Linked DNA regions of Homo sapiens: regions 2, 3, 4, 5, 6 and 7 are each linked to region 1. The links are chromatin contacts, found by Hi-C or POLR2A ChIA-PET in ENCODE. All regions are on one chromosome and are shown on one strand. Each heading gives the region's core, a stretch centred on a gene start or an enhancer-like site at or near the end of the contact. The rest is flanking DNA. Distances are from core to core; before and after follow the strand shown. Region 1 holds the start of SYTL3 (synaptotagmin like 3). Region 2 has its middle 43 kb from the start of FNDC1. Region 3 overlaps LOC112267968. Region 4 has its middle 70 kb from the start of TULP4. Region 5 has its middle 22 kb from the start of TULP4. Region 6 overlaps TULP4 (TUB like protein 4). Region 7 overlaps LINC02901 (long intergenic non-protein coding RNA 2901).

Evidence for each region. Hi-C counts contacts between places; a loop is a spot of excess contacts on that map. ChIA-PET counts read pairs that join two places held with the same protein, here RNA polymerase II (POLR2A). Pooled maps may share reads with other maps.
Region 2: a map with no recorded cell type shows a loop between it and region 1 (7-fold over the local background). The contact joins the enhancer-like site here to the promoter of SYTL3 in region 1. A Hi-C loop is called at or near these places in 3 of 168 maps with a recorded cell type or tissue (GM12878, gastrocnemius medialis and sigmoid colon), 6 of 37 single-sample maps with no recorded cell type and 4 of 50 pooled maps. POLR2A ChIA-PET finds 5 or more read pairs at or near these places in 1 of 52 experiments (OCI-LY7).
Region 3: a map of naive thymus-derived CD4-positive, alpha-beta T cell shows a loop between it and region 1 (3-fold over the local background). The contact joins the enhancer-like site here to the promoter of SYTL3 in region 1. A Hi-C loop is called at or near these places in 1 of 168 maps with a recorded cell type or tissue (naive thymus-derived CD4-positive, alpha-beta T cell) and 7 of 50 pooled maps. POLR2A ChIA-PET finds 5 or more read pairs at or near these places in 3 of 52 experiments (GM12878, activated CD4-positive, alpha-beta T cell and activated naive CD4-positive, alpha-beta T cell).
Region 4: a map with no recorded cell type shows a loop between it and region 1 (2.8-fold over the local background). The contact joins the enhancer-like site here to the promoter of SYTL3 in region 1. A Hi-C loop is called at or near these places in 4 of 168 maps with a recorded cell type or tissue (CD8-positive, alpha-beta T cell, ascending aorta, dorsolateral prefrontal cortex and 1 more), 7 of 37 single-sample maps with no recorded cell type and 20 of 50 pooled maps. POLR2A ChIA-PET finds 5 or more read pairs at or near these places in 5 of 52 experiments (H1, OCI-LY7, activated naive CD4-positive, alpha-beta T cell and 2 more).
Region 5: a loop to region 1 is called in a map of B cell, with 2.2 times the contacts of the local background. The contact joins the enhancer-like site here to the promoter of SYTL3 in region 1. A Hi-C loop is called at or near these places in 2 of 168 maps with a recorded cell type or tissue (B cell and natural killer cell), 5 of 37 single-sample maps with no recorded cell type and 9 of 50 pooled maps. POLR2A ChIA-PET finds 5 or more read pairs at or near these places in 1 of 52 experiments (activated CD4-positive, alpha-beta memory T cell).
Region 6: a pooled map shows a loop between it and region 1 (5-fold over the local background). The contact joins the enhancer-like site here to the promoter of SYTL3 in region 1. A Hi-C loop is called at or near these places in 13 of 37 single-sample maps with no recorded cell type and 5 of 50 pooled maps. POLR2A ChIA-PET finds 5 or more read pairs at or near these places in 2 of 52 experiments (GM10248 and GM12878).
Region 7: a map with no recorded cell type shows a loop between it and region 1 (11-fold over the local background). The contact joins the enhancer-like site here to the promoter of SYTL3 in region 1. A Hi-C loop is called at or near these places in 6 of 37 single-sample maps with no recorded cell type and 6 of 50 pooled maps. POLR2A ChIA-PET finds 5 or more read pairs at or near these places in 2 of 52 experiments (GM12878 and H1).

What each region holds. Positions count from the first base shown.
Region 1 is chr6:158,648,527-158,651,400 of GRCh38, reverse strand. SYTL3 (synaptotagmin like 3) reads right to left here and starts at 1,347. Exons shown (of 18, transcript NM_001242394.2): 1 at 1,323-1,347.
Region 2 is chr6:159,125,416-159,128,289 of GRCh38, reverse strand. No RefSeq gene overlaps it. Among named protein-coding and RNA genes, the nearest start is that of FNDC1, 43 kb to the left of the region's middle. RefSeq lists a silencer at 472-521 and enhancers at 912-991, 478-2,874. Within about 2 kb of position 1,530, at least 12 of the 41 ENCODE cell types and tissues checked have a DNase peak (open chromatin) inside an H3K27ac peak, as active enhancers do; they include OCI-LY7 and gastrocnemius medialis, where a contact is called at or near this core.
Region 3 is chr6:159,060,755-159,063,628 of GRCh38, reverse strand. LOC112267968 reads left to right here. Exons shown (of 5, transcript XM_047419645.1): 5 at 1-1,751. The coding sequence ends at 93. Among named protein-coding and RNA genes, the nearest start is that of TAGAP, 17 kb to the right of the region's middle. Within about 2 kb of position 1,353, at least 7 of the 41 ENCODE cell types and tissues checked have a DNase peak (open chromatin) inside an H3K27ac peak, as active enhancers do.
Region 4 is chr6:158,241,266-158,244,139 of GRCh38, reverse strand. It overlaps a transcript of TULP4 not described here and the pseudogene SRP72P2. Among named protein-coding and RNA genes, the nearest start is that of TULP4, 70 kb to the left of the region's middle. RefSeq lists enhancers at 1,168-1,217, 1,618-1,687, 1,798-1,907. Within about 2 kb of position 1,444, at least 17 of the 41 ENCODE cell types and tissues checked have a DNase peak (open chromatin) inside an H3K27ac peak, as active enhancers do; they include OCI-LY7, where a contact is called at or near this core.
Region 5 is chr6:158,288,857-158,291,730 of GRCh38, reverse strand. It overlaps a transcript of TULP4 not described here. Among named protein-coding and RNA genes, the nearest start is that of TULP4, 22 kb to the left of the region's middle. RefSeq lists a silencer at 767-816. Within about 2 kb of position 1,495, at least 7 of the 41 ENCODE cell types and tissues checked have a DNase peak (open chromatin) inside an H3K27ac peak, as active enhancers do; they include B cell and natural killer cell, where a contact is called at or near this core.
Region 6 is chr6:158,327,295-158,330,168 of GRCh38, reverse strand. All of the region lies in intron 1 of TULP4 (TUB like protein 4), which reads right to left. Among named protein-coding and RNA genes, the nearest start is that of SNORA116, 5.8 kb to the right of the region's middle. Within about 2 kb of position 1,458, at least 3 of the 41 ENCODE cell types and tissues checked have a DNase peak (open chromatin) inside an H3K27ac peak, as active enhancers do.
Region 7 is chr6:158,909,312-158,912,185 of GRCh38, reverse strand. LINC02901 (long intergenic non-protein coding RNA 2901) reads right to left here. Exons shown (of 3, transcript NR_160980.1): 3 at 1,833-2,219. Among named protein-coding and RNA genes, the nearest start is that of LINC02901, 41 kb to the right of the region's middle. RefSeq lists enhancers at 590-1,383, 1,384-2,177. Within about 2 kb of position 1,410, at least 10 of the 41 ENCODE cell types and tissues checked have a DNase peak (open chromatin) inside an H3K27ac peak, as active enhancers do; they include GM12878, where a contact is called at or near this core.

The DNA of each region.
Region 1 (2,874 bases), core at 98-2,597:
CAGGATGATCTCGATCTCTTGACCTCATGATCCATCCGCCTAGGCCTCCCAAAGTGCTGAGATGACAGGCGTGAGCCATCACACCCGGCCGAGAATTAATATTATTATATCCTTCTAGGTACTACTCACAATTGTTGTTATGCTTTCTGTTGTGCCAACAGCTACTATTTATTTAGCTCTTACTCTGAACCAGATAGTTTAAGTACTTTGCATACATTATCTCTACTAATCCTTATTGCCACATTATGAAGTAAATGTACCCATTCTACAGATGAGGAGAGTGAGTCTTGGAGTGATTAAGTAACTTACCTAAACTCACACTCTAAACTGGGTCTGTTTAACTCCAAAACCTTATGCTTCATTTAGGCAAAGCAGCTAAGTTAGAATCTCCAACTATCTTGGCTAAATAATCTTTTCTACACCAATTCTAATTTCTTTTTTTCTTTTTTTGAGACGGAGTCTTACTCTGTTGCCCAGGCTGGATTGCAGTGGCAGGATCTTGGCTCACTGCCACCTCCGCCTCCCAGGTTCAAGTGATTCTCGTGCCTCAGCCTCCTGGGCAGCTGGGATTACAGGTGCCTGCCACCACACCCAGCTAATTTTTGTATTTTTTTTTTTTTTTTAGAGATGGGGTTTCATCATGTTGGCCAGGCTGGTCTCAAATTCCTGATCTCAAGGGATCTACCCACCTTGGCCTCCCAAAGTACTGGGATTACAGGCGTGAGCCACCGCACCCAGCCCAATTCTAATTTAATAAATCTTTAATATCTAATGTGCACTTTCCTCTCATAGTCTCTTTCTTACCAAGCAATTTAGAGATTAAGGAAGCTTAATTAAAAGAAATTTAAATTAGACCCTAGCTAACTTTTTTATAATTCCAAAATGATATTTATGTTCCACCTCCAAACGAGAAATTACGGATGATCAAAACAATAAAGTCGATTCAGAGAGAGCAAAATAGTAATAAACTGTAAGTATAAGAATTTGCAAACCAAAGAAGAAAGCAAATGACACTCTACCCTTTAAAAAAAAAAATCACACCATATAGCTTTTGGATAGTGTTTTTCTGTTTTGTTTTGGTTTTTAATTAACTCTGAAGTCACTTCCACCATATCACTTAAATCATTATTATCTCAAATGTTAAATGTATGTTATTCAATAAAATTACAAGATATCTTTTATCTAATTTATTATGTTTTGTTTCCTACCTTTTCAATGTCATAAATTTAAGAAAAGTTACAATAACTATAATCTCTACCCACCCCACTCCCCCACTCCTAAAACGACCTGCTGCAACGGCCAGCCATGCCTTCTCATCCTACCTTCGCATCTGCTTCAAGAGAAGAGACCAGAGCCGGCTCTGCAGAGAAGGAAGTCAATTCTTCTTGTTAGAGTAACTGACGTATTTCTCTTCCCTTCCTGTCGGGCACAGGCTGACGCAGTGCACCCTGTGTGGCCAGCCTTACATGCCTCGGTGGCTACTCCCACATCACTAGGGACCCAGGGAGCAAAGCCACCCCAAAACCACATCAAGGAGCTCTTCTATGCCAACATTTTACATTTTTAGCTGGAGGAAAGACCAGGCTGATGCTGGTGAAATGTTTCACCCTTCCTAAGGAAACTCCCTACAGAGACTACAGCCTTCAAATATTCAAATGTTCTCACATTTGTGAAGGGTTTCACATTGACTTCAGTGTAAATGACTAACCACATCTCAAAGAACAGCTATTAACTCAAGAATAATTTACAAGAAAGGGGGACAGCCAGGCCAAGAGCGATGAAGATTGTAATGAAATCACCAAGGGGAACCTTCAAAATGCTGTGCGTGTACTAGGTAGTATTACTCAGCACCGTGAAGTGTCCCTGCCCTGCTAACTCAGGCATGGCCAAGGACTTGCTCTGGAGAGCAATAAGACAATGAAGTGTGTGCAAAGGTGCCACGTGCCACGTAGGCTTGGCACCTACCGAGCCAGTACTGGGGCCACCATTCATTCTCTTTCCCTTCTCTTTCCCTTGATGACTCCAGACACAGGCTGCTCCAGCAACCTCGTCTCAGCATGGAGAAGACATGAAGCAGAGCCATGGAAGATCCTTGATGGTCATGGAGTGTGAGTGGCAAATAAATGTTTGCTGTCATCAACCACTGAGAGTGTAGGGCCATTTGTTTCTGCAGCTAACCTAGCCTATTCTGCTGATGTAGTGTGTAGTGTTTTCACAAACACAGAACTGAGCACCAAACTATTTAATAACTACTATAGCATGAATATTTACCCATTGGAACAAATGCCAGCGGAGGCCCTGCTATACCACGAGTTATCCTTTAGTTATTGGATCTTGGGGATGAGGTCCCAGGGAAGGGGCTGCAGTCACCAGGATTGAGAGGAAGAGGGACCCAAGAAGCTCAGAGCAGCCACTGTTTCATGGGGTACAGAGGTATTTCAGCACAACTGTGCCTCCGCTTCCCAGCTCAATAGCAGATCTAAATATAGGCACTTCTTAGCTAATCTCTTTAGCTTTTCTCAGCACAGGACTCTCACTTTAGATATGTGTCAGCCAGAGTTTCTTTTCCTTTACAACATTAAATTCCTCAGCCATGAGTGTTTCAACAGCACCCTCGTCCTCATCGTCTTCTTCTGTTACTATTATTTTGACTCAGCATGATCTCATAGTAACACACTTCTTGGCACAGGGGAAGAAAGGAAAAAATGGAAAATCCACAGGATGGCATTTGGACTATGAAGGGCTGCAGATTATAGCAGAACAACACTGCTGGATATTATTATTATTATTATTTTTTTTTTTTTTTTTTTGAGACCGAGTCTCGCTCTTTCACCCAGTCGGGACTGCAGTGGCGCGATCTCGGCTCACTGCAAG
Region 2 (2,874 bases), core at 281-2,780, 480 kb before region 1:
TGCAGCTATGATATCTTTTCCTCCTGTTTTCTAATGTGTCACTGAGACAGGAAATAAAGCAGAAAGGGACTTGTGAAGCTCTGTCTCTCAGACGGGACCCTCCCCGCAGGAGGTTCACAGGGAGTGAATGAGAACGAGAACATCCCACAACGGTCCTGGTCAGGACGGTCTCCACATCCATGATCCCGTGGTTCCTGGTCCCCTGGTTCCAGGGATGTTTCTGGACTGCCTGTGCTTCCCGGGAGCCAGCTGAGAGAGCAGGGTGTGCTCTCGGATGCTGGTGGGTATGGTCAGTGGGCACAAGCGGACCCTTCCCAGGCGGCAGGTGCCAGGCAGGTGCAGGTGGGTGGTCGGCCGCTGCTGCAGCTCACCCCATGGGTCCCAGGCCGGAAGGGGCTCCCTCAGACCCGGTGCCTTCCTGCAGCTCAGAAGAAAAAGGGTCAGGTAGGCCCCAGAGGGAGCCAGCCGCACCGCTCCACACACCTGTCTCAGCCACAGCCGTGAAACTAAAGATGTATTTTTATTTAGTGACAGCTTTTTGTTAACACGGATGTTTAGAGATTATGGAGAATAAATTGTGGGGAAAATTTTTTTTCACTCTTCTACCATTTGTTGTGGAGAGAAATAGGTAAGTGCAGGGAGTTTGTGATAAAACAGCACCCGGCGGTTCTTCAGAAGTGAATCTGATGGCCGGGCGCAGTGGCTCATGCCTGTAATCCAAACACTTTGGGAGGCCAAGGCAGGCAGATCACCTAAGGTCAGGAATTCAAGACCAGCCTGACCAACATGGCGAAACCCTGTCTCTACTAAAAATAAAAAAATTACCCGGGCATGGTGGCGGGCGCCTGTAATCCCAGCTACTCAGGAGGCTGAGGCAGGAGAATTGCTTGAGCCCAGGAGGTGGAGGTTGCAGTGAGCCGAGATCGCGCCACTGCACTCCAGCCTGGGTGACAGAGCGAGACTCCATCTAAAAAAAAAAAAAAAGAAGAAGTGAATCTGATGTTTGCACTCCACTTTTGAACCATTCACTCTCACTGCTGTCACCAGAAAGACCTGGTGTCGCTGATGCAGGTTCTGGTGGCTGGTTAAGTTTCGATCATCGCCTGGCTTCCTGAGGTCTCGCTGCCTTCTTAGGAAAGGTGACTGGCTTCTGTGTGGGAAGCTATTGTTTAACATGCAATGATGCCATCCTGGCTGCCACTGTGCACTGTCCCATGTATTGAATTTTGACTTTTTCTTTTTAAGTTTCTGTGCTTATCTCTTCTTAGTGTTTACTTTTACCAGTTACAATAATATTACCAAAATAATACACATATAGCTTTGGCAAAAAAAAAAAACAGAAAATGTGAGCAGAATAAGACAGTTCCTTGGGACACAGTTTGGACCCTGACCAAATGCTTTTCTCTAGGCAGAAAGGCTGTCTGCCCGTGAGACAGACACTCAGGAGTGGCCGTTCAGTTGGAAAAGAAGGTCATGCTGCCTGGCCAGGCCCCAGCTCTGCAAGGACACAGGAGTCACACTGCTTGCATCATCCGAGCCTTGCTCCAGAAGGCCTGGCCGCTCTCTTCCCAGGGGTGATTCAGGGACTTAGTCTTGGACCAGACCCCCCTCCACACCTGCCCAGCTCCAGACCCATCTCTTGAATTGAGGGCATCTGCGCTGGACCCAGTGGGTCACTCTGGCAGCTTCATCTGAGCCAAAGATGTGGGTGCCTCCATGGCTGTGTGATTTACCTGTAAGGAAAGCAGTGTTTTACTCAGAGGAGAAGCAAAATCATTTTCCCTGGTCTCAGTGCTACATTATCACTCAGCAATTTGAGGAAATCCTCCGGTTTTCCTATACGAGGAAGCACGCTGCATTGAAGAAAAAAAAAGAGTTGGTTAAACTGAGACCCCAGTATCTGTGAATATGCTCATGGTGCTGCTGCCTGGAACACAGATGCCAAGCAGGGAGACTCATGGCTGTCTGAGCAGCAGCTGACTGTCCATCTCGTGCTAGGCAGAGCCCCTGGACAAGTGGACATAAGACCGGTATTGATTGGCCAGGGCCACGGGGGCTGGGTGTCTTCCAGTCTGCCTGGGACAGCGAAAGCAGCTGTACAGACAGCAACAGTGGGAGGGCTTGCTGGGATGGATGGGGACAGCAGACAGCTTGTCTCCTGTTCAATATCCCCACTGCACTTGGCCTCCTGACATGTCATCAGGAGCCCTGGCAGGGGCTGCTCTGAGCAATAATGTTGGCCCAGAGCAGCTTCCCACATGACCACAGAACCAGCGGTCTGCCCTGTCCTAGGTTAGGTCATCATGGTTTAGAATAAAACAATGAGGCACATTTATTATGGGCATTGAAGGCTTAAGGTTTTCCTTAATTTCCTAATTTTTAGTCAACAGTGATTAGCCTTCATTATGTGTGCCAAGTGGGATTTTAAGGCAGGGGAAATGTAAGATAACTATTGCCATTCAGAGGAGAGTTTTACTGATGTTTCTTTCTTCCTATGTATTTTATGGTATTCATTTTAACCACATTTCATCCAAAAAGTTGATGCAGCTTTAAGATGAATGTTACATTTTACTTTCAAGGAATTATTACTTGTGTTCTCTTTGTAAAGGAAAAATAATATTGTACTTTTATTAAATAATGTACAGATGTTCTCTGTATTTTTGAATCATGATATGGATTATGGATATATTGCTTAACAAATTTTTTTTGGAGCAAAATAAAAAGAGGAGACATTTGTGCTCTGGAATGTTCTTCCCTGTTCAGCAATAGTTTCCCTCCTAGTACTAATTTTTGGTGGTGCTATTAATTTTCATAATTTTCTGCGTCACCATGAGTATTTCCATGGCACCGAGGGAAAACCACATCAGGCTGACT
Region 3 (2,874 bases), core at 104-2,603, 410 kb before region 1:
CCATCTGATCTAGAGACCCACTGGAACAGGGGGCTGTGTGCCCCCCAGGTCAGTACTGAGAGCCTCTGCTGCCCCTTTGTAAATGCACCTTAGCCGAAAACAGAGATTCTGACTGAGGAATTCCAGACATCTCTGGAGAGACCTCATATGTGGAACCTTCTCAGTGTATTTCATCAACCGTGTCCTTTCCAGCCTAAATGGTCTCCCTGACTCAGGCATTCCCAAACTGAGAAGCTTCAGGGGATTTGGAAATAGCCTAGAACCCGAAGCCAAGAAGACCAACATTGGAATCCTAAATCTGTCTTTTCCTGAGTATTTTACCCAGGCAAATTTCATTCAGTATCCTCATCCATTAAGGAAGTAGCTTTATCTGCACTACAGAATTTTGAGGAAGAATAAATGAGCTGCTGTCACACATAGTTTAGAGAACTAAGAATGAGGTAGCTTAAATAGAAATAACTAACACAGAATTTCTCGCACTTAGCAGGTGTGTGATGCAAGTGCTGGCTGCTAACTGGTTTTTTGTTTTGGTTGGGGGAAGGAAGATCCAGGCCAGTGAAGATGGTCTTCACAGCCAAGATGATTGATAAGGTTAGAATTACTAAGTTTCTGATCTCAGTCCATCTCTGAGGGGTGACTTGGGAACTCTCCCACAACCTCCCTATTTGCTTCAAATTGTTCTGGCAAACTGCTTAATGGCAAAGTGTGGAGAAGGGCTTTCTACTGGAGAGCAGATATAAACACCTGCAAAAGGAGGGGCCATGAAGAAGGCTCACTCTGCAGCCTTACAGAGGCCCAAATGATAGCAGAGAAGCTTGCAGCCACACGTAAGAACTGAGAGGTTCACTGAGCATCACAATAAAAAACCAGCTCCGCAAAGTTCGTAGCCACAGATGTAGGGCTTTGGCAGGAAATGGTTGGGGTTGTGTCATCTTCTTTTACTTTCTGAAATATTCTAGAAAAATGGCTTCTGTTTTATCCTTGCAGTAGATAACTGTGGTCCTATAAACTTCATAGGATCAGCTCATAGTGTACAAGGTAGGAACCATCATTAATGTTTGTGACACTCTTTCTTGACAGAGAAACTTTAGAATACTAATAATAATAATGGTCCACAGTTACCCAGAACTCGCTATGCGCCTGTCACTCTTCTGAGCACTTGATATACAATAAGTCACCCACTTCCTTTCTGACACAGATGTCCTAGTCACATGTGAGGTAAGAGTCTTTCAAACTGGGCGTCACAAATGGATTTTCTCCTTGCAGAATGGCTTCCTCCAAGTTAGAAAAAATTCTTTCTCTTACTAATGTGGGAAGTTCCACCCCCTCTAATATCAGATGACCACAAGAAGCCCTGGCATCTCCACTCACGCTGGCCTGAGCATGGCTATGCCCTTTGAACTGTCCCTCCCGTTGTAGTCTCTGGGATATCATGCAATCCTGTGACTGCTGTTTTTGATTCATTCAGATGGGTTCGTTTACAATGTCAGCACAGGCCAACCAGCATAGACAACGCTTCTTTTCATAAAAAGGAACTTCAGATACTGTGTTTTTAAGAGAATTAAATGAGATAATTCAGGTAAACCTCTGAGCATGGCGCCTGCCCCCAGGGAAGGGTTTGGATGGTTTGAGAACTACTAGAGTGGTCGCCTGCGAGGGCTGCCATTACAAGGGACCACAGACTGGGTGGGTTAAATGGCAGAAATGTACATCTCCTGGTTCTGGAGGCTGGAAGTCCAAGATCAAGGTGTCAGCAGGGTTGGTTCCTTCTGAGGCTGTGAGAGAAGAGTTTGTTCCAGGACTCTCTCCTCAGCTGGTAGATGGCTGATTTCTCCCTGCGTCTTCACATCCTCTTCCCTCTATACATATTTGTGCTCAAATTTCTAGTTTTTGTGAGTATATCAGTCATCCTGGATTGCCCACCCTAAAGACCTCACTTTAACCAAATTCCTTCTGTAGCGATCCTATCTCCAAGTAAGGCCACAATCTGAGGTACTGGGGACTCCAACACATAAATAAGGTTGGGGGCAGGTGGGCACGCAAATCAACCCACTGCCAAGGGGCTGGTATCACTGCACTGCAGTCAGAGAGTTCGCCGTAGGGACAGGGGGCTAGGGGACCGGCCAAGCAGATAGATAAGACAAACTGAGCCTGAAATCTGGCTGGAGACCAAGTCCTCAAGGGCTCTAAGTGCTGATGAGGACAACGGGGGTGCAAAGAGGATAAGCCCCTCACCCAGTGCTGTCTGAAGTCTACCAGGGAGGTTGGGTGAGGACGTCCTAAGACTTGAAGCAACAAAGAAGTCTCAGGGCTGAGCCAGAATCAGGCTGACCCAGCCATGGAGGGGAGGGGCTGCCATGGAGGCCAAGGAAGTGCTCCAGCTCCCTCTGAGTCGGTCAAGTCCCTTCAGGGGCATTAACTCATTGGTGCTCCAGCTTCCTCGTGCAGTACCATGCAGACATTACCAGAGTACCAACCCTTCAGGAATCCTCGAGAGAGGTGGCATGAGGGCAGTCAAGCTGGATCCTGCCCTCTGGGGGTTGTGATCTGGTAGAAGGCAAACGTGTGTGTGAAAAAATAAAACATAGTGTCAGAACTGATGGGTCTCAAGAGAAAATAAGATAGAATAATAGGAGGGTTCAGGAAAAGGCAGTGTATTCATTTCCAGGGGCGCTGTAACATATTACCACAAACAGCTCTGAGGCTAGAAGTCCAAAGTCAATGGTTCCGCTGGGTGGGTGCCCCTGGAAGGCTCTAAGGGAGAACGTGTCCGGGCCTTCTCCTGGCTTCCAGTGGTCCTGGCATCCCCTGTGCTCCTTGGCTTGTAGACATATCATTTCAGTCTCTACCTCTGTCCTCACACGGCTTCTCCTC
Region 4 (2,874 bases), core at 195-2,694, 410 kb after region 1:
GAGGGAGCAATTTGAGCATCGAAAGGACAGTAACTGCAATGGACTGAAACACACCACGTATGCTAAAATAGGCGTTCATAATGTTATGCGAAAAAATTTAAAACCCTCAACCATCACCACTGGAGGATGCTAGGGGACCAAATCATAACTTTGAAAACTGGTAAATCAAGGGAAATAATCAGACACTTTTCAAACCCTTCCTATACACTCTATACCTCAAGGTAACCAAATAATTGACAAAGGAGAATTTCTACACACACACACACACACACACACACACACACACACACACCTATTTCAGCTAATAACTAAATGACAGGATGTAACCATATTGTAATCCCTCCTGAACTCATAGACCAAGTTAACATTCAAGAATGGTTGCTAGTATCACAAAAAGAAAGAAAGAAGACTTCCTGATGAAAATAATCCTGCCCTCACAAAAAAATAAAATTGGATTCTTTTGATTTAGCCTCTACAATGAACTACCAATGTACAGGAAACACAAGAAATAAAATAACATATTTTACATTACAAGGATGCAAAGAATAAAATTCAGTTTCTTCAATAAAGAGTTGCAAAGAAAAAAAAAGATAGAGAACCTATAGGTTAAAAGAGACTTTAAACCATCCAACTGCAATGTATGGACCTTATTTGCATCTTAATTCAAACAATCATATATATATATATGATATGATATAAACACACACACACACACGTACACGCCCATACACACACATACATACACACAAATATATACTGCAGTCAAGGAGTATTGATTGGATATCTGATGATACTAAGAAAAAATTTTTAAGGTAAGATAATAGTATTGTAATTATTTTAAGGGGTCTTTTTCTTTTGGAGACATGTACTAAAATATTTACAGACAAAATTATATGACAGCTTGATTTGCTTTAAAATAATCCAAGTGGAGGGACGTGAGAGGTATTGCTCAAACAAAACTGGTAACGTTTTAAAATTGCCAAAGCTGGGCAAGATACAGTGCTTTATTACACCAGTCTCCACTGTTAGCAATGTTTTAAAATTTCCATGATAGGCCGGGTGCGGTGGCTCACGTCTGCAATCCCAGCACTTTGGGAGGCCGAGGCGGGCGGATCACGAAGTCAGGAGTTCGAGACCAGCCTAGCCAACATAGTGAAACCCTGTCTCTACTAAAAACAACAAAAAAATTAGCCGGGTGTTGTGGTGGGCACCTGTAATCCCAGCTACTTGGGAAGCTGGGGCAAGGAGAATCACTTGAACCCGGGAGGCGAAGGTTGCAGTGAGCCAAGATTGCGCCACTGCACTCCAGCCTGGGCGACAGTGAGCAGCAGGGTGGAGTTTCAGTGCCTGTGCTGTGTGGAGTGAAGTGAACCGGTACGGCCAGAACAGCAACTTCCTGTGTGCTCTCAAGCCTGTCAATAAGATACTGCAGATCCACAAAGATGATGTAACTGGCCTGCATTGTAAAGTGATATGCCTTATCCAGAAAGGAAGTTTCAGAGAAGCCTTGAATGTCATCAATACTTGCACCAAACTGTTAGCCAATAACTCTCTCTCCTTTGAAAAGGCATATTGCGAGTACAGGCTCAACAGAATTGAGAATGTCTTGAAGACAGTAGAAAGTACCAACCGGCAGACAGACAAACTGAAGGAGCTTTATGGATAAGTGTTACACCGTTTGGAACACTATGATGAATGCTTAGTGGCATAAAGAGATCTCGTCCGAAACTCCCACGATGCTTATGATGAGGAGAGGAAAACAAACCCTTCAGCAGTTGTTGCAGCTCAAAGCAATTGGGAAAAAGTGGCTCCAGAGAGCCTGGGCTTCCAAGAAGGCACACATGAGCTGTGCTAAACACTGCATGTGCACTGATAGACCACGGCCAGCTGAACCAGGCCATGAACATCCTACAAAAAGCTGAAGGTCTTTGCCACCATTCATTATCAGAAGACACTGATGAGACTGAGGAAGACCCACAGGCAGGACTGGCCATCACTTATGGTCAGATGGCCTATATTCTGCAGCTTCAGGGTCAAACAGAGGAGGCTCTGCAACTTTACAATCAAATACTACTACTAAAACCAACGGATGTAGGGTTACTAGATGTAATTGCAAATAACATCATTACCATTAACAAGGACCAAAATGTCTTTGACTCCAAGAAGAAAGTGAAATTAACCAATGCGGAAAGAGTAGAGTTTAAGCTTTCCAAGAAACAACTACAAGCTATAGAATTTAACAAAGCTGGCCTGGCGCGGTGGCTCATGCCTGTAATCCCAGCACTTTGGGAGGCGGAGGCAGGCAGATCACAAGGTCAGGAGTTCGAGACCAGCCTGGCCAATACGGTAAAACCCCGTCTCTACTAAAAATACAAAAATTAGCTGGGCGTGATGGTGCGTGCCTGTAGTCCCGGCTACTCGGGAGGCTGAGGCAGAAGAATCGCTTGAACCAGAGACGCAGAGGTTGCGGTGAGCCAAGGTCACGCCACTGCACTCCAGCCTGGGTGACAGAGCGAGACACCATCTCAAAAAAAAAACAATTTCACGCCTGACTGGTTTTGGTGGAGACGGGGTTTCGCTGTATTGGCCGGGCGGTCTCCAGCCCCTAACCGCGAGTGATCCGCCAGCCTTGGCCTCCCGAGGTGCCGGGATTGCAGACGGAGTCTCGTTCACTCAGTGCTCAATGGTGCCCAGGCTGGAGTGCAGTGGCGTGATCTCAGCTCACTACAACCTACACCTCCCAGCCGCCTGCCTTGGCCTCCCAAAGTGCCGAGATTGCAGCCTCTGCCCGGCCGCCACCCCGTCTGGGAAGTGAGGAGTGTCTGCCTGGCCGCCCATCATCTGGGATGTGAGGAGCCCCTCTGCCTGGCTGCC
Region 5 (2,874 bases), core at 246-2,745, 360 kb after region 1:
CACAAGGAGATAGAAATATAAGAGATCAAGAGAAATGAAAGATAGATTAAAAAAGGACAAATCTAATTAAAATTCTAAAGGGACAGAACAGAGAAAATGGAAAAGAAATATCTGAAGACATAACAACTGAGAATTTGCCAAAACTGATAAAAAAAAATGCACAGACACAAGAAGCAGCACAATATATGCCACGCAGGAGAAATAAAGAAGAAATCCACACCTGGGCACACTTTAGTAAAAGTGCACAATAAAAACACCAAGAGAAGAGTTCAGAAGTAGCCAAAAGGAAAAGACAGGTGCTTACAAAAGAATGACAATTAGATGACAGAGACATCTCAACAGCGGCACTGGCTGCCAAAATCAATGAAATAGTATCTTCAAAGCACTCAAAGAAAACACAATTATATTCCCAGAAAGATTGTCTTTTAAGAATTAGAGTGAAATAAGAAGACCATTTCAAAAGAATAACAGCTGAAATTTAAGGCCAACTGACCTCGCAATATAACATCTAAACAATATTCTTCAGGTAGAAGGAAAATGTCTCAGAAGGAAGGTCTAAGAAACAACGAAAAAAGAAATTGTTAAATATGTAGGTAAAATTAAACAATGTCTGTTCAAAACAGAACAATAAAGCAGAAACAGCAGACTCATATTAATACACAGTACTTATCAACTTCTAGGTATAGCTCTTAATGCTTTATAGGTACTATATTTCTCATTGAAAAGCCTTAGCCTTATGAGAAAGATCCTTTTGTTGTCCACATTTTATAGGTGAGGAAATTGAGGCACAGGCAGGTTAAATGCTTGCCCGACACTATCCGGTAGGCAGCAGAGCTGGGTGTCACACCAGGCTGCCGGTTTCAGTTTCTAGTTTATGTGCTTAACCACTAGACTGTGTCTATGACAAATGTGGGGGGGAAGGTAGAAAACTAAAAAATAAAAAAAAGACAATTTGATCAAACAAGGATGACCAGAGCCAAAAGTACTCTAAGGCCTTTATATTGTTTTAGAAGGATAGTTAAAATACTCAACCTTATACTTAATTATCTTAGGTAAGCATGGTAAAATTTAAAGGGCAATCACTAAAAAACTAGAAATAAAGTATAAAACTTCTAAATCACTGGAGGGGTAAAAACAGAAGGGAGGTGGGAGCAGGGGAGACCAAAATCAATCCCCTAGAAAGAGAAAAACAATACAAAAGGAAAAATAAATGAAAATGTACAAAGCTTCTGCACAGCAAAGGAAACAATCAACGAAGTAGACATAATCCACAGAATGGGAGAAAACATTTGCAAAATTATTCATCCAACAAAGGATTAACAACTAGAATATATAAGGAACTCAACAGCAAAAGACATTCTGATTTGAAAATGGGCAAAGGATCTGAAAAGACATTTCTCAAAAGGAGACAACAAATGGAGAGCAGGTACATGAAAAAGTGCTCCACATCACTATCATCAGGGAAATGCAAATCAAAACCACAAGCAGATGTCTTCTCACCCCAGTTAAAATGGCTATTACTAAAAGAGTCAGAAAATAACAAATGCTGATGTGGATGCTTGAGCCCAGGAGATCGAGATCAGCCAGGGCAACACAGTGGGACCCCGTTTCTACAAAAAATTTTAAAATTAGCCAGCATGGTGGCATGCGCCTATGGTCCCAGCTACACAAGAGACTGAGGTGGGAGGATGGCTTAAGTCTAGGAGGTGGGGGCTGCAGTGAGCCATTAATCACGCCACTACACTCCAGTGACAGGGTGAGACCCTGTCTCAAAACAAAACAAAACACTTCTTGGCTATAGCAAAGGTGGTATTTTGAAAGAAAATTCATTGCCTTAAATGCTTATGTTAGTCTGGGCATGGTGGATTACATGTGCAATCCCAACACTTTAGGAGGCCAGGGTGGGAGGACTGCTTGAACCTAGGAGTTCAAGACCATCCTGGGCAACACAGTGAGACCCCGTCTCTACAAAAAATTAAAAAATCAGCCAGGCATGGTGGCACATGCCTGTGGTCCCAGCTTCTCAGAAGGCTGAAGTAGGAGGATCACTTGAGCCCAGGAGGTCAAGGCTGAAGTAAGCCATGATTGCACCACCGTACTCCAGCCTGGACCACAAAATGAGACGCTGTCTCAAAAAACAAAACAAAACAAAACAACAACAACAACTTATGTTATAAAAGAAGAAACTGTTATAAAATGTTATAAAACTTATGTTAGAAAAGAAAACATGTTATAAATTAAGGGGCTAAACATTCAACTTAAAGAAGTTAGAAAAGTACAGCATAAACCAAAAGAGAGTAAAGGAAGAAGATAGTAAAAACAGAAATTAAATAAATAAAAAGAAAAAAAAATTAGACAAGCTAAACAAAGCCAAACACTGATTCTTTGCAAAATGTAATCAAAGACACAAAGCTCTGGCAAGATAGATAAAGACAGAGCAGCACAAATAAATACTGACAATGAAAAGAGGGCTACAACTAACTACAGACACCATGAAACTTAAGATAAAATAATACCATGAACAACTTAATGTTATAAAATTAGATAACATATGAAATGAGTAAATTCCTAAGAAACACAATTTAACAAAACTACCTCAAGAAGAAAGACAGTCTAAATTGTTCTATAACCACTAAAGAAAATGAATCTGTAGTTTAAAATCATCCCACAAAGAAATCAGGCCATATAGTTTACAAACGAGTTCTACCAAACATTCAGGAATAGCCTACAGCAGTATTACACAAACTCAATCAGAATATTTAAAAAGTGATAATAGCCACAACTAGTTCTAAGAGGTTATTAGAAAATCTGTTTGTCTACTAATTAGAAATATAATCTATTAGATATAATTCATCATACTAAAAGAGTAAAGAG
Region 6 (2,874 bases), core at 209-2,708, 320 kb after region 1:
CCAGATTTCAAAGACTTAGTATAAAAAAAAGAGTATCGGTTATCAAATTAGTAGTTTGTATATCGATTACATGCTGAAATATTTTAGATATATTGAGTTAAAGTATATTAAAAATTAATTTCACCTGTTTCTTTTTACTTTTAATGTGTCTATTTAAAATTTAATATTACATATGTGGTTAATATTATGTTTCTATTGCACAATGCTGATTTAAAATATAATAATGCTTTTTTTAAAAAAGAGATATTGATCACTTAAACAAGTGTTTCATTACTAGGGGAAAATTTCAGTTTACATTACAGAGCCTGACTCCCCTAAGGTGTTTTCAATCTTGAAAATAGTTAGGTTTTTCAAAGCACAATTAAAGGAAAACAAAATTTTAAGGCCTAGGAGACAAGCAAAAGCTCTTTGGTCATGTTTAAGTGATTCCCTAATTAGTCACAAATGCCATCTGTAGCGAATTTCCTGAAGAGGTTAAAAAAAAATCTAAAATTGTGAAAAACATCAAGTGAATGGAGAGACAATAGATGGTTTTTACACTCTTGTTTTCTGTATAAAATTAACTTCCCAAGTCCTAAACATTAACTCATACTGCCTTTTTAAACAAAGCCATCAAACATTTATTTCTGCTACCAAGGAGTTTACAAAATAGAGCTTTCTGACAAGGATGGTGCTTTCGAGGTTATTCTTCTTTTTTTTTTTTAATGTTAAGGTTCTGATTAATGAACTCTTCCTTAAACTCTAAAAATTTAATCAGCAAAGAAAGAACAGAGCTAAAACATACAAATCTCGGTTTTGCCTTAAACGTTGTCACAGGGATTATATACAGGGAGGAAAAAGAAAGGCTGGAAGTGAGCTTGACTAGGAGGATAAAGAAAAGTCCCTAAGATAGAGACAATCTCCTCTGTATTTTAGTAGACCAAATCTAACTAGGCCAAGTGGAAAAAACAACACATGTCAGTAAGAATTCCCTAAAACAGCAACAATGAGGAAGAGAAACCAAATGTAGGTTGCCAGAAGGTACAATAAAAACACCCAGCAATAGAATCTTGGGCAAAATGCACAGGTGTGTTTGTTTTGGAAGTTTGGAGTCAAGGTTGTGGGTGGACCCAACTGGAAACACCAAACTGTTGCACAGTACAAATTCTCACGTTTTTCCTTGTGGCACCCTTCCCACCCATCCTATACCATATCCCAGAGAAATGACCAACTTCTAGACAAAAACCTCCTAGTAAAATACGATACCCACTGCCCAGTGCACTAAGGATTCATTTCTGTGTTTCTGACTAAAACCCTCGCTGTTGAAGGCCCAATAGGTAGCTCCATGCAGAGCTGAGGCCCCAAGTCAGGCTCTGCTGGCTTGCGAGGCGGGAAGATGAATGAACTGCACAAGATGAGTCTAGAATGCCTTACAGATTAGGCACATTAGTGTCCAGTGTCCTAGAATCCCAAACCTGTAACAGAACTAGTGGCAAAAGTCCCTCCTCCCCACACAGCGGGGACACCTCCCACCTGTACTAACCTCTCACCTGCCTCCTGCCTCACATTCCATTCCCACATTTAGCAACCATGAGGGCACTCCTCTCCCCTGCTGAGCCATATGAGATGTAACTAGGCAATTCTTCTCTCCACCAACATCAGGCACTGAAGGGTTATTCTCTGGGTTAGCCACAACTCGTTTTGGGAATCTCAGGCACAGCAGAGATAGTGACAAGGATTGAAAACAAGAATGATGTTGTGAAAAGCCAAATACATAGAATCTAGAAGGTTCCTGAGTTCAATTTCAGCTCTGTCAATTAGCAGAGATGCCTTACTTTGGGCAAGCTGCTTAACGTCTCTGTACCTCACTTTCCTCATCTAAAAAAAAAAGATGACAATAACAGGTGCAAAGCTGCAGAGCTGATGTGAGGACTGAGTGAGCTATAGCACTTAGGATGGTGTCTGGTACAAAATAAATACTCAATATTAGCTCCTCCTCCTCCCTCCTCCTGCTCCTCCAACTTTCATATAACTAGGTCTACCTCTTTCCCAGCACGCACGCACACACACACACACACACACACACACACACACACACACACACACACACCAGCTCTGAGAATGCTGGCAACAGGAGTATATTCACAGGTGTGTGACTGGAAGTTTCTTACTGAAAGAAACTGGACCACTACGGAGAAAGCTGCTTGGATGCTGACCTTTGGCAGTCCCAAGAAAACAGCTGGTTCTCCCCCAGGTCATTATATAATACAATAAAGCTCACCAGCTAAACACCCCCTACATATACACACACAAAAGATGCCAAAGAGATTCATGGTGCACTACTCTTACATTTGAATAAATAGTCAAGGATCATTAGACATTTAAAGAAGACCTCAATTATAAAAAATCTGGGTGGTGGTGGGGAGATTCACACAGAACCACCCCTATACACACTCACACACACCTCTTTAAAAAACCTCAAAAAAAGCAGATCTAATGCATGGACAAAAAAAAAATTGTTTAAAACCATAATTTGTATCCTCACAGAAGTATGAGAAAATATAGTGCCCATAAAATAAGAACTGGAGCAGCCAGTAGATTAGAACAAGATGTTAGAAATGAAAACCATCATGGCTCTGAAATAATTTTGATTAGAAAAGCTTAAAAAATAAAGTAAGGAAATCTCTCAGAAAGTCAAACATGTAAAACTTTAAAAGTCAGGAAGTTATTCTAAGAGGTTAAACATCTGACTAGTAGGTTAGAGAAAACAGAGAAAATCCAGGATGCAGGTGGGTAGTAATTCTTAAAGCAACAACAACCAAAAAGCCCTGGAACTGAAGAGCATCGTTTCCACCAAATGGGTCTCTACCTTGTTAATGTGAAAAAAGTTACTAA
Region 7 (2,874 bases), core at 161-2,660, 260 kb before region 1:
ATTAATGGGAGATGAGGAAATGTAGACACGGACAACATGGATGCCTTTACCAAGAAGCCAGGCTGTGGAATAAAGATCAACAGTAACAAACCCCTTCAACGTGTAATTTCATTGTTAGGCCAAACTGGAAGAGAGCCAAAAGCCACCAGGAGCCCAGTCCAAATGTCACCTGCCCACCACACACAGCGGGCTTCCTGTGGTATGAACTATTCACCCCAAATCAGCCTCTTCCCCAGAGCAAACGCCTACCCTGTTGGTATATTTGTAGTCCCTTTCCTGCCTGCCAAGGTGCTGGAAGTAATTGTGCAGGTATGAGCTGGCCAGCCATAGGGCAGCAACCCTCTATGCAGACACAGAATGTCCTGAGCACACCAGGAACTGCAGACACCAGCACCCCACATGACTTCTAGAACTTCCAAGTGCCCACTGATGACATCCTCTGTAAATGCCCCAAGAGAGCAATGCTTTTTTGCCTTGGAAACATCTTTTATACAATCCAGTCTCTCCCAGATCCCTGACCTGAGGCATCGAGGAGAGTTGGTTTGTTTTTAGAAGGCAGCCATTCTTGACAAAATGCACACAAAGATTGGCAGCTATCTGCCTTCCAGGGGCCCCATGAGAGACTAACTCCTCTCCTTCCAACTCCTCTACTTTCAAAGCAAGATGTAGTTTGGGGACAAAATCAGGGAAAGGAGAAACAGGATTTCTTCTCTCCCCGCCACCCGCCATCAGGCTACCAGAGTTTTTAAGGGTAGAGATAGGCTCAGATTTTCCCTGAGGGGTTACGTATACAAAAAATATTCCATAATCATCCAATGGGATCATTACAAATTACTGGATAAAAGCCTTTCTTTCTTCAATCCTCATAGCCCTCTTCTCTTCAAAGAAGTCCACAGAGCTGGAAAAATATAGGAGACAAAAGATTTAAAGACGAATCTAGGGCGAAAACAAAGTGGAAACTTCCCAGCCATGTTCTTGAATGCTAAGCTGAGCCCTGATTCATCAAACACTTTGAATGTGATTCCTAAAATCAATCTTTTCTTTTTCATTTAAAAAAAACAATGCCTACAGGCTCACATTTTGTAGAACAGTGGTGAAAGAGAATTGAAAATATTATTCAAACATATTTTACAACTAACTGAAAAGAACAAACATTTAGAGAAGTGAAAGTCACTGAAATAGGCCTCCCCTGTGCTTTTCTTCAAAGATTTTCTGATGTCAGCTTAGAAGTGAGTTAGAGAAAGGATTAAATACAAAGGAGGGGAGGGGTTCTCTCATCAGCCACCCATGAGAATTGGGAGTTTCTGGCTCAGGCCAGAGAGGCGACTGCCCCTGCCGGGGGACCTCCACCTCTCGGCCACCTTTTTCCACCTGCATAGCCCCTTCCCCCATCAAACTGCACTTAGGAAGGTCAATAATGGTGCTGGTGGTCACATATTCCCTGACGTTCCTGGGTTCAGTTGCTGCTATGTCTTTTTAGATGCTAATTTTATGCTTCACTCAAAGGTTTTCCAAAGAAAGAGGCTTTTAAGTAATGAAAGAATGAATGGGGTTTAAAGCCCTGGCAAGCTGATACCGATCAGTCTCTGGAAAGGTACAAAGCACGCTGTAGAACGGGTTTGGCTTGGAACTGAAACCACGCATCGGAGAAAATATTTGCAACAGAGGGGGTGTCACTGCCACAGGAAACTTAGCAAGGGGCCCATTTCCCAGTATAGTTTAGTTATCTCAAAAGATTTCTTCCCTGTCCAGGTATTATTACCACAGGAGACTGGGAAGAATCACCAGATGAAAATGCTTACATTTAATACTAAAGCTTCCTTGCAAAGCAATAAAAGTTTTATATGATTTAATTTATTAGTTTCATTGTAGAACGATTTTTAACCAGTCTTGTCCGAGACTCAGAATTTTGGTTGACTTTTGTACTTAAATTTACCACGGAATTTTCTTTCCACTTGTAAGATTTAAGTGTTTAACAAGTACTTGCTGGTAAAGGCGCTAACAAAAGCGTTGCTGAGTAACACCAGAACTGTTCACACACTAAAAGGCTGAGACGGGGGAAGAGCAGACGAGGGGGATCTTCTCTGGGGAAAAGATAGAGGCTAGGATGTGCCACCCCTCGGAAGAGCAGATGGACAGCACGACTGCTGCCGTCCCAGCCACCACGGTCCCAGCACCAGACACCGGCTTCGAGTGGTTTCTTATCTTCACTTCTTCCTCTTAAAAAAAAAAGAAAAAAAAATCAAATAATACACAAAGGCATAAAAAATAACACAATCAGCACCTTTTACTCCCCCACTACCCAGCTTAAGAAATAAAACATGATAGGCCGGGCGCGGTGGCTCACGCCTGGAATCCCAGCACTTTGGGATGCCAAGGCGGGCGGATCAGGAGGTCAGGAGATCGAGACCATCCTGGCTAACACGGTGAAACCCCGTCTCTACTAAAAATACAAAAACACATTAGCCCGGTGTGGTGGCGGGTGCCTGTAGTCCCAGCTACTCGGGAGGCTCACTCTGTCACCCAGGCTGGAGTGCAGTGGCGCAATCTCGGCTCACTGAAACCTCTGCTGCCCGGGTTCAAGCAATTCTCCTGTCTCTGCCTCCTGAGTAGCTGGATTATAGGCGCCTGCCGCCATGCCTGGCTAATTTTTGTATTTTTAGTAGAGATGGGGTTTCACCATCTTAGCCAGGCTGGTCTTGAACTCCTGACCTTGTGATCCACCTGTCTCGGCCTCCCAAAGTGCTGGGATTACAGGCATGAGCCACCGCGCCTGGACTTTTTTTTTTTTTTTTTTTTTTTTTGAGATGGAGTCTCGCTTTGTTGCCCAGGCTGGAGTACAGTGGCTCCATCTCGGCTCACTGCAAGCTCCGC